Regions from separate parts of the Homo sapiens genome. Here region 2 is linked to region 1. Evidence: chromatin contacts called from ENCODE Hi-C or POLR2A ChIA-PET data. All regions are on one chromosome and are shown on one strand. The core of a region is the stretch at or near the end of the contact, and the rest is flanking DNA. Distances in the headings are between cores, read along the strand shown.

Evidence for each region. Hi-C counts contacts between places; a loop is a spot of excess contacts on that map. ChIA-PET counts read pairs that join two places held with the same protein, here RNA polymerase II (POLR2A). Pooled maps may share reads with other maps.
Region 2: a loop to region 1 is called in a map of ascending aorta, with 2.3 times the contacts of the local background. The contact joins the promoter of LINC00664 here to the enhancer-like site in region 1. A Hi-C loop is called at or near these places in 2 of 168 maps with a recorded cell type or tissue (ascending aorta and mesothelial cell of epicardium) and 2 of 50 pooled maps. POLR2A ChIA-PET finds 5 or more read pairs at or near these places in 2 of 52 experiments (H1 and OCI-LY7).

What each region holds. Positions count from the first base shown.
Region 1 is chr19:21,436,187-21,443,428 of GRCh38, reverse strand. It overlaps LOC105372321 (a long non-coding RNA gene), which reads left to right. Exons shown (of 4, transcript NR_187817.1): 4 at 1-2,730. Among named protein-coding and RNA genes, the nearest start is that of ZNF493, 43 kb to the right of the region's middle. RefSeq lists silencers at 255-455, 3,675-3,875. Within about 2 kb of position 3,873, at least 6 of the 41 ENCODE cell types and tissues checked have a DNase peak (open chromatin) inside an H3K27ac peak, as active enhancers do.
Region 2 is chr19:21,480,706-21,487,947 of GRCh38, reverse strand. LINC00664 (long intergenic non-protein coding RNA 664) reads right to left here and starts at 4,233. Exons shown (of 11, transcript NR_037194.1): 1 at 3,942-4,233; 2 at 1,795-1,843.

The sequences.
Region 1 (7,242 bases), core at 2,624-5,123:
AAGGAAAGAGAGATCAGATTGTTGCTGTGTCTGTGTAGAAAGAAGTAGACATGGGAGACTCCATTTTGTTCGGTACTAAGAAAAATTTTTCTGCCTTGGGATGCTGTTAATCTATAACCTTACCCCCCACCCCCCACCCCGTGCTCTCTGAAACATGTGCTGTGTCCACTCAGGGTTAAATGGATTAAGGGCGGTGCAAGATGTGCTTTGTGAAACAGATGCTTGAAGGCAGCATACTTGTTAAGAGTCATCACCACTCCCTAATCTCAAGTACCCAGGGACACAAACACTGTGGAAGGCCGCAGGGTCCCCTGCCTAGGAAAACCACAGACCCTTGTTCACATGTTTATCTGCTGACCTTCCCTCCACTGCTGTCCTATGACCCTGCCAAATCCCCGTCTCTGAGAAACACCCAAGAATGATCAATAAATACTAAAAAAAAAAAAAAAAAAAAGTAGTAAAATAGAGCTCTTGGTAAGTTTTGTGTAGCTTAACATCAGCATAAAGTAGGAAAAAATATCTTTAAAAATGTAAACGGACAAAAACCTACACCAAAAAAACAAACATACACCAATGCATACATATTGACTGAAGCTCCAGGGATGTAAAATAATTTCTCCTGGGTACACAGCTAGTGACCCAAATCAAGCTCAAATATGTTTGATTTTAAAATTGTCATTTTCTCACTTTTGACAATATTGACATAACAGGTAAATCTTTGTCTCAGAGTTGATAGTTGAAAATAAACTAAGATAAGTATTATTGAAGCTGGCTAGCTAGCCAAGAAGGTCACCATGTCCTCAGGATGCAGCAGCCATGGCGATTTCCTGGTGATAGCATATTATCAACACAATAAACCCCAACATTTGCATTGCGTTTCAGCTCATTCAAGCAAAGCTCTCTAGTAGGGATATTCCCCCATAAAGAGCATGCACATTTTGATTTTACTTGTCCTCTGACCTTTTACTCATCGTAATACTAAAAAACACACACGTGAGTGGAGTTTTTGCTAATGAGATGCTAATTAGATATGTGACATATGCTAATGAGATATGTGACATATAAACAAGCATGTACAGCCACTGTGTATGTGCACCAAGAGGACCACCCAGAACATGCTTACTAATAACACCACTTTCTAACTCTTTGTAAATAATTATGTAAGACTCCGATAAATGGAGTCTCTCTATTTCCAGTCTTTGCTGTCTCATTCTTATAAGCAGCCCATCCTGAATTGCTTTTCTCTCAGGGGTGTTTTGCACCGCACTTTTAAAATAGTGTTTCTACTTTGCGATAAATCTATCTATGCTGCATCCTCATTTTTTTGCGTCTCGTTTAAATTTTTGAAACTAAGAACCGAGGTCTCACAACAGCCTTCAGGACTATTGTGCTTTGTTTTGTTTTCTTAACATTATTTTATGTGATATTTCATATTTACATTTTCAACATAGCCAAAACTGCTAAATTAAAAACTTAAATGATCATGCTTTTAAAGTGATTTGTCTTAAAAGCATGTATGTATATTTTTCAAGTTTCAGCTTTATGTATTCAAATTTTTTAAAAATTCTGACACATATATCTATCAAATTTAATATTTTAAATAATTTGAATTCACTTCCAAAATGATTTATATTCATTGTTATATTTCATTTTGACCAAATTTGGCTTTCCAAGCTAAAGAAATGCTCTGTAGTAAAATAAAGGCTCATGTTTTTATCAATAATATTTTATGTCTGAGGACTTAAGCATCAAGGACAGAAATCTGGATGATGTTGAGTGAATATTTAAATTGATAAAGTAGAAATTATCAGAATCAAATAAGGGGTGGATCCAGAAACATAGTACTTAATAAAACCATTCAGGGTATGTTTGACAAACAAGAAGATTGCATAGGATCTGCACTGCACTACTAATGTAAAGCGTTCTCTGTAACTTTATTCTCCACGTACTCATACACAAAATGAATAAGATTAACTCCTTTTCCTGGAAGGCAGTGATTCCTCTTTTATTCTGTTACATCTGTTCCACATTGCTGTGATAATGCTGTTGAAGTGCACCCCCTTACACCAGAAGATCACCTGTGTGAATGTGAATAGACTGACACTGGAGAGGACCAGCTCAGCACAGTCACTTGAACTGCCCCTTTGCATTTCAGGCAGGTAAAATGCCTTTGAAGAGTGAAAATAAAGTTACTGCTGATTAAGCAGAGAGTTTGACTTGCTGATCAATTTGATCAGAAGCCTCTCAATGAGATAATTACTGCATTTATTTATTTCAAGAAAAGTAAAAGCCAAAGCCCAGAATGTGGCAAGGCAAGAGTTGAAAAGAAAAGAACAAGTTTTTCTTTGCCTAGCAAGCTCACTTCAAGGACAGTTATAAGATAATGCTGTTTGAGAAGTTGAAACCAAAGAAATAGGCTCCAGACACTCCCCTCCGAAGCAAGGGTGAAGGAAACAAAGAAAAACAAACGTCTGTATTTAGCCAGTTCTTGTTTTTTCTTTCAATGCAGCTACAAGGCCACCAGCTATTAAAGGCCACAAGTTATGCCAAGAATTCAGTTATGCTATAAATTACATAAACTGGTCATTATATAATTAACTGCCTTTGTTTTGCTTCTGTAAGTTTACTTATTAAAATCTCACTCAGTCTTTGTTCAAGGCTCAGCTTTTTGGATGTGAATTCACTGAGCCAGAGCATACCTTAAAATAAATATCCTCCTTTATTGACTCATACTGGTCTCTCTAGTCCTCTGTGTCCCACATTTCTTGGCGAGCCAGCCAGGAGCAGAGACTGTCTCCTTTGCCTTGAAATCGGGGCTGGAGCCCCGGATTCAAGGGAAAATCGGGGCTGGAGCCTTGATTCAAGGGAAACCTGGGACCCAGGCACCGCCGGGAGAACTTCAGCCCGGAGGGGAAATCAGCTCTCCCATGACCCGGCATCCCTACCCAGCAGTGCAACGGAGCCTGAGAAGGGCTACAGGATGATTCCAGAAATAGCGCACTTTAGGAACCACGGTAAGTTATTGGGGACCAAGGCAGGACCCGTCCCGTAAGGACGGAAGGGGAGCCTGATCACCTCCCGGGGTGTAACTAGTAGTCCGACCCAGAGAGGCTTGGGGCGGCAAGAGGGGCTTGCCAATTCAGAAGAATCTCACACCTCAACCAACACAGGATGCGAGAGTGGCTTGCTTAGTTGGTTAGGTAAAGGAAACTGGAGGTGGTGAGAGTTGCTTGCCACCCCAATTAGGAACACAGGAACTGGGAACAGGGACGTATATAAAAGTGTGTGAAAGATGGTTCCAGGAGAATACAATGCAAGGAGTGACGTGGGGAGTCACAGATCTCTTAGCATTGACTGTGTGCTCCGAGCAAAGTATGGGGCTGCCCTGGACTAGTGGTGAACTGTATACGTCCAATAGGAGTTGCCCCACAGCTCAGAGTTGTGGTGGGAATAAGGACCTCTCCAAAGCCAAGCAGCATCTGAAAACTCCCGTAATTGGGGATGGTCTGGTCAGTCTGAGGCAAAAGGAAGAGTGGGTGTGCTGCGTAGTAAAGGGAGGAAATGGGAGTAAAGTCATCAAAGTCCACTCCATTGGAGCGCATGTTACAGAACTTTAAAGAAGGTTTTACAGGGAATTATGGAGTTAAGCTAACCCCCCAGAGGTTAAGAACTCTCTGTGAATTAGAACTGCCTTCTTTTAGTGTTGGATGACTGATTGAAGGAACTATAGATAGGAAAATAATTGGCCGTGTATTTAAGGTGGTGACAGGTCAGAGGACAGCCTCGGCATCCAGATCAGTTTCCTTATATTGACTCATGGTTAAATCTAGCACAAACAAGACCAGCCTGAATCCAGCCCTGTTTAGCAGCTTATTGCAAAACACTTGTGGCCTAAGCCAAGCCAAAAAATGAAAGTAAGAGCAGCTTCGCTAGCAGATACAGAGTTAAAGAAGAAGGCCCAGAGGGAGCAAGAAAAGCCAGTTTTGCAGGAGCCACCAGAGGGAATAAAGATTCCTACTCCATATGTCACAGCCTACCCCACTTTACCAAGGCCAGCAGCCCCCTGGGAACCAGATTCAGGTGCTAGCACACCCCAACTCTCACCCTGAAATGAAAGACTGGAGACTTGAGAGGTCAGGGAAAGAAGTCAAGATAGTCAAGCAGGCCATCTCAGATCTGGTTGTGCTTGAGATATGCAAATGCCTCTCAGGGAGACACGAGGACCCATTTATTAAGATAACCAAGGCCAAGTCCAAGGGTGGGAATGGACTTTCATCTGTCAGCCCTTTTCAACCACTGATCTCTTAAACTGGAAACACCATACTCCCTCCTATATGGAGAAGCCCCAAGCTCTTATAGATCTGATGCAGTCCATCTTTCTGACACAGAATCCAACCTGACCAGACTGCAGGCAGCTGCTTCTCATGCTGTATAACACTAAGGAGCACAGGATAGTAACCTAGACAGCTCTCTGCTGGCTAGAAGCCCATGCACGAGCAGATGCAGTAAATAGGCAGGCTGGCTGCGGTGGCTCATGCCTGTAATCCCAGCACTTTGGGAGGCTGAGACAGGTGGATCACGAGGTCAGGAGATCGAGACCATCCTGGCTAACATGGTGAAACCTTGTCTCTACTAAAAATACAAAAAAATTAGCTGGGCGTGGTGGCGGGTGCCTGTAGTCCCAGCTACTTGGGAGGCTGAGGCAGGAGAATGGTGTGAACCTGGGAGGCAGAGCTTGCAGTGAGCCGAGATGGTGCCAGTGCACTCTAGCCTGGGTGACAGAGCGAGACTCCATCTCAAAAAAAAAAAAGAAAATGCTCAGGCATATGCTCAGGGCCAGTTCCCAGACCAAAATCCCAACTGGGACTCAGAAGATGCGACTCAGCTTCAGCATTTGCAGAGGTACCAAAAGGCACTTATGCAAAGGCTAAGGGATGGTGGAAAAAAGGCTATCAATATAAGAAAGATCTCAGAGGTGCTTCAGGGAAGTAAGATCCCTAGCCAGTTTTATGAAGGACTCTGTGAGGCATACCAGCTTTTAACCCCGTTTAACCCTGAGGCTGCTGAAAATCAGCATATGGTAAATACATCATTTGTAGGACAGGCCCACAGTAATATTAAGCAAAATCTTCAGACACTGGGAGGTTTTGCAGCCATGAATGCCACCCAGCTTATAAAAGTAGCCACCAAAGTGTATGTTAACCATGACCAGGGGGCAAAGAAGGAAGTCGAACAGAGGCTTTAAAAAAAGCCAATCAAGGCCGGGCACGGTGGCTCATGCCTGTAATCCCAGCACTTTGGGAGGCCGAGGCGGGTGGATCACCTGAGTTTGGGAGTTTGAGACCAGCCTGACTAACATGGCTTAACCCCGTCTCTACTAAAAAAATACAAAAATTAGCCAGGCATTGTGGTGCATGCCTGTAATCACAGCTACTTGGGAGGCTGAGGCAGGAGAATCACTTGAACCTGAGAGGCGGAGGTTGCAGTGAGCCAAGATCATGTCATTGCACTCCAGCCTGGGCAACAAGAGCGAAAATCCGTCTCAAAAAAAAAAAAAAAAAAAAAAACTCAATCTATAAGCAGCAGCCCTCATAGAGAGAGAAACTATTAATGTGAGAGGATGCAGACATGGACCTGGAAGAGGTCAAGTTAGACAGGGATTCGAGAGCCAACCAAGGTTAGAGAAGGATCAATGTGCATGATGCAAAAAGAAAGGACACTGTAAAGATGAATGTCCAGAAGGCAATGAGGGAAATGGCTAAGGCCGTGTGACAGAGAGGCCATCGGTGAGGGGCTGCCAAACCCTAAAGCAATGCAATACTGATCTAATCGGGCTGGCAGGGGCTAAAAGATATGAGAACTAGGACAAACTGGGCTCCTTCTCATTGGGCCTCCAGGAGCCTATGGTTGCATTAGAAGTTGGGAGGCCAATTAATGGACTTTATGGTAGATACTGGGGCTGAATACTCTGTAGTAACTTGACCCATAGGGCCACTATCCAAGAACTATACAACGATTGTAGAGGCTACTGGTGTCTCAAAGAAGAGGCTGTTCTGTTGGTCAAAGAGGTGTGTTATAGAAGGACGAGAAGTCCAGCATGATTTTCTGTACCTCCAAAATTGTTCAGTTCCCTTGTTAGAAAAAGACCTACTCCAAAAACTGCAAGCACAAATTACTTTTGGCCCACAGGGAGATATGACTTTAAATCTGACTCACCCAAAGGCCATGGTGTTAACCCTTACCATCCCACAGGTTGAGGAGTGGAGACTTTATAAAAATAAATCGCAAGCACCAATGCAACCTCATATGCCCTCATAACCAATGAGGGCATCATTGGTTATCAAACCCAAGAATGACTCAGTACTAAGGGCTTCTATGTAAAAGAAAAATTATTATTTCAGTTAGTTAAAGAAATTCCTGGAGTGTGGGATGAGGACAACCGACCTGTGTTAGCTGTAAATCATGCAGCAGTAGTAGTAAAATTAATACCAGGAGCAACTCCTGTTCGGGTTCATCAGTACCCAGTTCCCCCAAAAGGCTGTACAGGGCGCTTACAAACACTTAGAGTGGCTCCATAAACATAGGATTTTAGTCCAGTCCCAGTTGCCGTACAATATTCCACTTTTGCCTGTACAAAAACTGCTGCCAGGACCAGGGTCTAATAAGTATAGACCAGTGCAGAACTTGTGTGCTGTGAACCAAGCCATGTTACCTATCCATCCAGTGGTACCCAACCTGTATGCTTTAATGGAACTCATTCCAGCAAGTACTGCCTGGTTTACAGTCTTGAAGGATGCTTTCTTTTGTATCTGCTTGGCACCAGTTAGTCAGCCTATCTTTGCATTTCAGTGGGACAAAGAAGCTACACAGCTCACCTGGACTAGGCTCCTGCAAGGGTTTAAAAACTCTCCCACAATCTTTGGGGAAGCGTTGGCCTCAGACCTTAAGGCCTATACCATGCCAAATGATAAGTGCACCTTGTTACAGTACATGGACAACCTTCTTTTGGCAGCCCCAACCCGAGAGGACTGTTATCATAAAACCCGAGACCACCTCCATCTCTTATTGAAAGCAGGTTACTAAGTATTTAAAAAGAAAGCCTAAATTTGCCATGAAGAGGTTAAATGTCTAGTTTTCATAGTAAGCCACAAGGAATGCCAGCTTAGGTATAAGGAATAGCAGTCCATTTGTGCGCTTCCAACCCCTGAAACTAATCAGGAAATAGCATTCAAACAAATCAAA
Region 2 (7,242 bases), core at 2,984-5,483, 44 kb before region 1:
TGGGCAAGGAAGAGGCAGGAGAGGAGAGTCACATCACCTATGTGTTGGGCCCAAATTTATGTCACAATCTCTTTTTGGGCAACATCCAGGTAAGAGAGGAGAGTCACATAAAATAGTTAAAGGTCCCAGAGATATGTCACAATGCACCTTGTAGGCAGGGTCCAGGCAGGAGACTCACATCACATTGGTTCTGGGCCCAGCAATCAATCACCATGCCTTCTAGGGGCAGTGTCAAGGCATAAGAGTATGTCAGCATAGACTGCTGCCATCTCGGCTCACTGCAACCTCCCTGCCTGATTCTCCTGCCTCAGCCTGCCGAGTGCCTGCGATTCCAGGCGCGTGCCGCCACGCCTGACTAGTTTTCGTGTTTTTTTGGTGGAGACGGGGTTTCGCTGTGTTGGCCGGGCTGGTCTCCAGCTCCTAACCGCCAGTGATCCGCCACCCTCGGCCTCCCGAGGTGCCGGGATTGCAGACAGAGTCTCGTTCACTCAGTGCTCAATGGTGCCCAGGCTGGAGTGCAGTGGCGTGATCTCGGCTCGCTGCAACCTCCACCTCCCAGCCGCCTGCCTTGGCCTCCCAAAGTGCAGAGATTGCAGCCTCTGCCTGGCCGCCACACCGTCTGGGAAGAGAGGCGCATCTCTGCCTGGCCGCCCATCGTCTGGGATGTGAGGAGCCCCTCTGCCTGGCTGCCCAGTCTGGAAAGTGAGGAGCGTCTCTGCCCAGCCGTCATCCCGTCTAGGATGTGAGGAGCGCCTCTGCCCGGCCGCGACCCCGTCTGGGAGGTGAGGAGCGTCTCTGCCCGGCCGCCCTGTCTGAGAAGTGAGGAGACCCTCTGCCTGGCAACCGCCCCGTCTGAGAAGTGAGGAGCCCCTCCGCCCGGCAGCCTCCCCGTCTGAGAAGTGAGGAGCCCCTCCGCCCGGCAGCCACCCCGTCTGGGAGGTGAGGAGCGTCTCCGCCCAGCAGCCACACTGTCCGGGAGGGAGGTGGGGGTCAGCCCCCGCCAGGCCAGCCGCCCCGTCCGGGAGGTGAGGGGCGCCTCTGCCCGGCCGCCCCTACTGGGAAGTGAGGAGCCCCTCTGCCCGGCCACCACCCCGTCTGGGAGGTGTACCCAACAGCTCATTGAGAATGGGCCATGACGACAATGGCGGTTTTGTGGAATAGAAAAGGGGGAAAGGTGGGGAAAAGATTGAGAAATCAGATGGTTGCTGTGTCTGTGTAGAAAGAATTAGACATGGGAGACTTTTCATTTTGCTCTGTACTAAGAAAAATTCTTCTGCCTTGGGATCCTGTTGATCTATGACCTTACCCCCAACTCTGTGCTCTCTGAAACATGTGCTGTGTCCACTCAGGGTTAAATGGATTAAGGGCGGTGCAAGATGTGCTTTGTTAAACAGATGCTTGAAGGCAGCATGCTCGTTAAGAGTCATCACCACTCCCTAATCTCAAGTACCCAGGGACACAAACACTGCGGAAGGCCACAGGGTCCTCTGCCTAGGAAAACCAGAGACCTTTGTTCACTTGTTTATCTGCTGACCTTCCCTCCACTATTGTCCTATGACCCTGCCAAATCCCCCTCTGCGAGAAACACCCAAGAATGATCAATAAAAAAAAAAAAAAAAAAAAAAAAGAGTATGTCAGCATAGTATTAGGCCCAGTGACATGTCACAATATCCTCTTTGGGCAGAACCTAGAAAGAAAGAGGCAGAGAGTCATGTGAGCTAGGTGCTGAGCCCAGTAATACATCACAATCCCTTCTGTAAGCAGGAGCCAGGCAGGAGAAGAGAGCCATATTACCTGTGTGATGGGTGCAGGGATATGTCACAAGATCTTCTGTAGGCAGGACCTAGGCAGTAGAGTTACATCACCTGGGTGTTGGACTCAGCAAAAGTCACAGTGGCCCACATGGGCAGGGCACAGGCAGGAGAGTCATATAACCTATGTGTGGGGCCCAGCCATATGACACAATGTCCCCTGTGGAAGAGCCAAGGCTGGAGAGAAGATTCACACCACCTGGGTACAAGATGTAGTGATGTCAAAATGTCCCCTGTGGGTAGTGCCAAGGCAGTAGAATAGTCACACCACCTCGGTACTGGGTCCAGGGATATGTCACAATCCCTTCCATGGGCTAGGCCAGGGCAGGGGCACCAAATCACTCTGGTGCTGGGTAAAGTCATATGTCATAATGACACCAGCAGGAATGTTCAGACATGAGATTATGCATCTGGACTGGAAAGAATCAACACATCAAAAACATGACCAGACCGTGCACAGTGGCTCACACCTGTAATCCCAGCACTTTTGGAGGCCACGGAGGATACCTGGAACCCAGGAGTCCAAGACTATCCGGGGCCAACATGGTGAGACAGCATCTCTATTAAAAAATAATAATTAAAGTTAAAAAAGAAATATATATCCAGAGCATGGACAACATAGCAAGATCACATCTCTACTAAAAAGATGATACAGGCTGGGTGCCAGTGGCTCACGCCTGTAATCCCAGAACTTTGGGAGGCTGAGGTGGGCGGATCACAAGGTCAAGAGATCGAGATCATCCTGGCCAACATTGTAAAACCCCATCTCTACTAAAAACACAAAAATTAGCTGGGCGTGGTGGCGCACACCTGTAGTCCCAGCTACTCGGGAGGCTGAGGCAGGAGAATCACTTGAACCCAGGAGGTGGAGGTTGCAGTGAGCTGAGATCATGCCACTGCACTCCAGCCTGGGTGACAGTGTGAGATTGTCTCAAAAAAAAAAAAAAAAAAAAAAAAAAGATGATAGATAGATAGATCAGAAAGACAGAGACAGAGCCAGCCAGATAGACAGAGCTGGACAGACAGAGAGAGATGATAGACAGATAGATAGATAGATAGCCAGCCAGCCAGGCAGGATGGTGCATGCCTGTAATCCCAGCACTTTGGGAGGTCAAGGCTGGTGGATTGCTTGATCACAGGAGTTCGAGACCAGTCTGAGAAACATGGCAGAACCTCATTTCTACAAAAATAAAAAGTAAAAAATGCAAAATAAAGAGCCAGTGTGGTGGTACGTGACTGTAGTACCAGCTACTGGGAGAACTAAGACGGAGGATCCCCTGAGCCCAAGGAGGTCCAGGCTGCAGTGAGCTGTGATCACACACCTGCACTTCAGCCTGGGTGACTAAGAAGACCTCATTTAAAAAAACATACACACACACACACACACACACACACGTATGAAAGAAGAAATTTAAAACAGCAACTTCAGTGTGCAGGAAGGTGCTTAAGAGAGAAAACAAAACAAAACAAAACAATAGTAACTCAATGTACCGTGGAAACAAACTCAAAGTGGGGCTAGAAAAAAAGAAAAAAAAACCCAGAAAGATCCCGAGCCTCAGCTACTCTGGAGGCAGAAACAGGAGGATGGGGCCGGGCATGGTGGCTCACACCTGTAATCCCAGTGCTTTGGGAGGCCAAGGTGGACGAATCACCTGAGGTCGGGAGTTCCAGACCAGCCTGACCAACATGGAGACCCCATCTCTACTACAAATACAAAATTAGCTGGGTGTGGTGGCGCACGCCTGTAATCCCAGCTACTCAGGAGGCTGAGGCGGGAGAATCGCTTGAACTCGGGAGGTGGAGGTTGCAGTAAGCCGAGATTGCCCCATTGCACCCCAGCCTGGGCAACAAGAGCGAAAACTCAAAGAAAGAAAAACAGACAGAAAGAGAAAGAGAAGAGAAGAGAAGAGAAGAGAAGAGAAGAGAAGAGAAGAGAAGAGAAGAGAAGAGAAGAGAAGAGAAGAGAGAAAAGAAAAGAAAAAAGAAAAGGGAGGATGACCTGGGTGAGTCCGGGCAGGTGGAGGGCGCGTGAGCCGTAATCGCACCCTCTGCTGGACCTAAGCGGTACTGCCGCGGGCGAGAGCTATCTAGTCCGTCTTAAACATCTCAAGCTGGAGGCCAAACCCTAACCTTGGGGCTGACATCTGGTCGACCCAGCGGCTGGACAGAGAAGCCAGCCGGTGGCGAGGGCAGAGGCCCACCGGGTCCACACTACGCGCCAAGTGTGGCCGAGTGTGGCGCGCGGGGCCTGAGCCCGTCCGTCTGGAGTATAACTCCGCCAACCTTCCTTCCCAGCGCTCTCCCACACTGTCTGCTGGTCCACTAAGACGGGGAAGAGCTCAAGGGGGGGCGACCGGCCCCTACTCCCCGCCGACCCCTCCTCCCCGCTGCTGAGTGGGAGAGGCCCAGGACCTGGACCGCCACTTCCAGACCACACAGCCACCCCTGAAACGGGGGCTGCCGGGCCACACCCTCTGACGCCCGCGCCTCAGCCATCCCACCACGCTCCCACAGCGGCGTCCCAGCCAGGGCGACGAGCCACCCGCAGGGTGGGAAGAGGAGGAAACCAGAGGGGGTGGACACCAAGCAAGGGAGCCCCACGAACCTGCGGCACCCTCAGAGCAGCATGTGGCCCCTTCGGCGCTCGGAAAGCCCACGGGCGGACCCTTCCAGGCTCTCGGAAGATGGCACAGGACGGTCCCTGATTCTCCATGGGGACTTGGGAAAAGAAATCGGCCAGAGCCTCAAACGGCCAGGACACACATGGGCCCGCAACCGGGCCTGGGGGGTGTCCCCGGCCCCCTGCATCATGCCTGGTGGGTTCCGAGGGTCGGGCCTCCGCAGCTGCGGTGAGCTGGGGACCAGCCCGGGCAGCCCCACACTAAGCTCATGCCGGGAGCACGGTAACAGCCTCCCCTCCACAGCCCTACACGCCAGAGCTATGACTCACAAGGGACGCGCCAGAGCTCTGGCACCATCGGGACTGTTCTGCTGAAGTCTGCAGGACTCCCGAGCTCTGCTCAGCTCACAGCGGGGGCTGTCCCTCCCTCGGCAGCTGCCACTGGAGCTCCAGAGGACAAGAGAACTCTAGAAAGGTGGCCGCCCCTGTGGGCCACAAGCCGTGCCGTCAGCCCAAGCGGCCTCTGGAGGAGGCCTGTACTGCTAGCCGGCCGCTAGGAGGCGCCAAACAACCACCCACGCAATAATCAGCCAGGAAAGAATGAAAAAATACATATATATGCATATACTGATCAAAGAACAATCATACCCAGTCAGGGCGACGATTTTCTAGGCAACAAGGAAGAAGCCAACTTTGAGGTAGGGACAGTAGAGAAGACACAGTTGACCCAGTCTGTGCACAGGCTTCCTTTTCTGTGAGACCTTGGTTTAGGGGACATAACTATATTTCTTTGTAACACAATTACTTATTATAAACGTTATGTTTGTTTATTTACTTATTTGCTTTTTGATTGGAGTCTTTTTTTTTTTTTTTTGAGACGGAGTCTTGCTTTGTCACCCAGGCTAGAGTGCAGTGGGGCAATCTTGGCTCACTGCCATCTCCGCCTCCCGGGTTCAAGCGATTCTAGTACCTCAACCTCCTGAGGAACTGGTATTACAGGCACGCACCACCTCGCCCGGCTAATTTTTTATTGTTAGTAGACACGGGGTTTCGCCATGTTGGCCAGGCTGGTCTCAAACTCCTGACCTCAGGTGATCCAGCCGCCTCAGTCTCCCAAAGTGTTGGGATTACAGGCGTGAGCCACCACGCCCAGCCGATTTTTTTTTATTTCTTATGTGTATGGTCCTGTGATAGACCAGGGGACTTGTAACCTCAGAGTCCATGAGGCCAGAAGTTAACGTCCTAAATGTCTATTTAGAATGAACTTAAATGAACCAAACTCTCTGCCACGAAACTCTCAGAAAGACAAGAGATTAAAAAAAAAATTGCAACCTGGCAATGAATCACGCCTGTAATCCCAGTACTTTAGGAGGCCAAGGCAGGTGCATCGCTTCATCCCAGGAGTTCGAGACCATCCTGGGCAACATGGTAAAACATCATCTCAACCCAAAATACAAAAATTAGCCAGTTTCATAACCTGATCTCAAAATACATAAATAAATAGATTAAAATTCAAAAATAAAATTTAAATTTTAAAATGCTGAGTTCTGTTCATTTTGCTTCCTACCCAGAGAAGGGCATAAAATATCTGTTGCTTGCTTGTTTGTTTTTGACAGGGTCTCACTCTGTCACCCAGGCTGGAGTGCAGTGGCACCATCATGGCTTACTGCAGCCTCAACCTCCCCAGACTTAGATGATCCTCCCACCTCAGCCTCCCAAGTAGCTGAAATCACAGGTGTGTGCTGGCACACCTGGCTAATTTTTGTATTTTCGGTACAGACAAGTTTTCCACATGTTTCCCAGTCTGGTCTCAAACTCCTGGGCTCAAGTGATTCTCCCGTGTTGGCCTCCAGAAGTGTAGGGATTGCAGGAATCGGCCACCACGCCTGGCCTTACTTAATACATCTGATCTCACTACATTCTGACACTAAAGCCTCACATCAAAAAGTTAGGAAGATCTCAAGTTAACAACATAACATCACAACTAAAAGATCTAGAGAACAAGGCCAGGCACGGTGGCTCACGCCTGTAAACCTAGCACTTTGGGAGGCCGAGGCGGGCGGATCACAAGGTCAGGAGATCGAGACCATCCTGGCTAACATGGTGAAACCCCATCTCTACTAAAAATACAAAAAATTAGCCAGGTGTGGTGGCACATCCCTGTAGTCCATCCCAGCTACTTGGGAAACTGAGGCAGGAGAATCGCTTTAACCTAGGAGGCGGAGGTTGCAGTGAGCCGAGATTGCACCACTGCACTCCAGCCTGGGCAACAGAGCGAGACTCCATCTCAAAAAATAAATAAATACAATAAAATAAATAAATAAAAGAACTAGAAAACCAAAAGCAAACAAATCCCAAAGCTAGAAGAAAACAAGAAATAATCAAAATCAGAGCTGCACTGAACAAGACAGTGACATGAAAACACATTCAAAAGACCAACAAATCCAGGAAGTATTTTTTTGGAAAAAATAACTAAAAAGACCACTAGCTAGACTAATAAGAAGAGAGAGAAGATTCAAATAAACATAATCAGAAACAATAAGGGGGATATTACCACTGACCTCAGAGAAGAGAACCATCAGAGAATATTATGAACAAGTCGATGCACATGAACTAGAAAATCTAGAAGAAATGGAAAAATTTCTGGAAGCATACACCCTATCAAGACTGAACCAGGAAGAAACTGAATCCCTGAACAGAACAATAGTGAGTTCTGAAATTGAGGCAGTAATAAATAGCCTACCAATCAATAAAAGTCCAGGACCAGGTGGACTCACAGCTGAATTCTCCCAGATGTACAAAGAAGAGCTG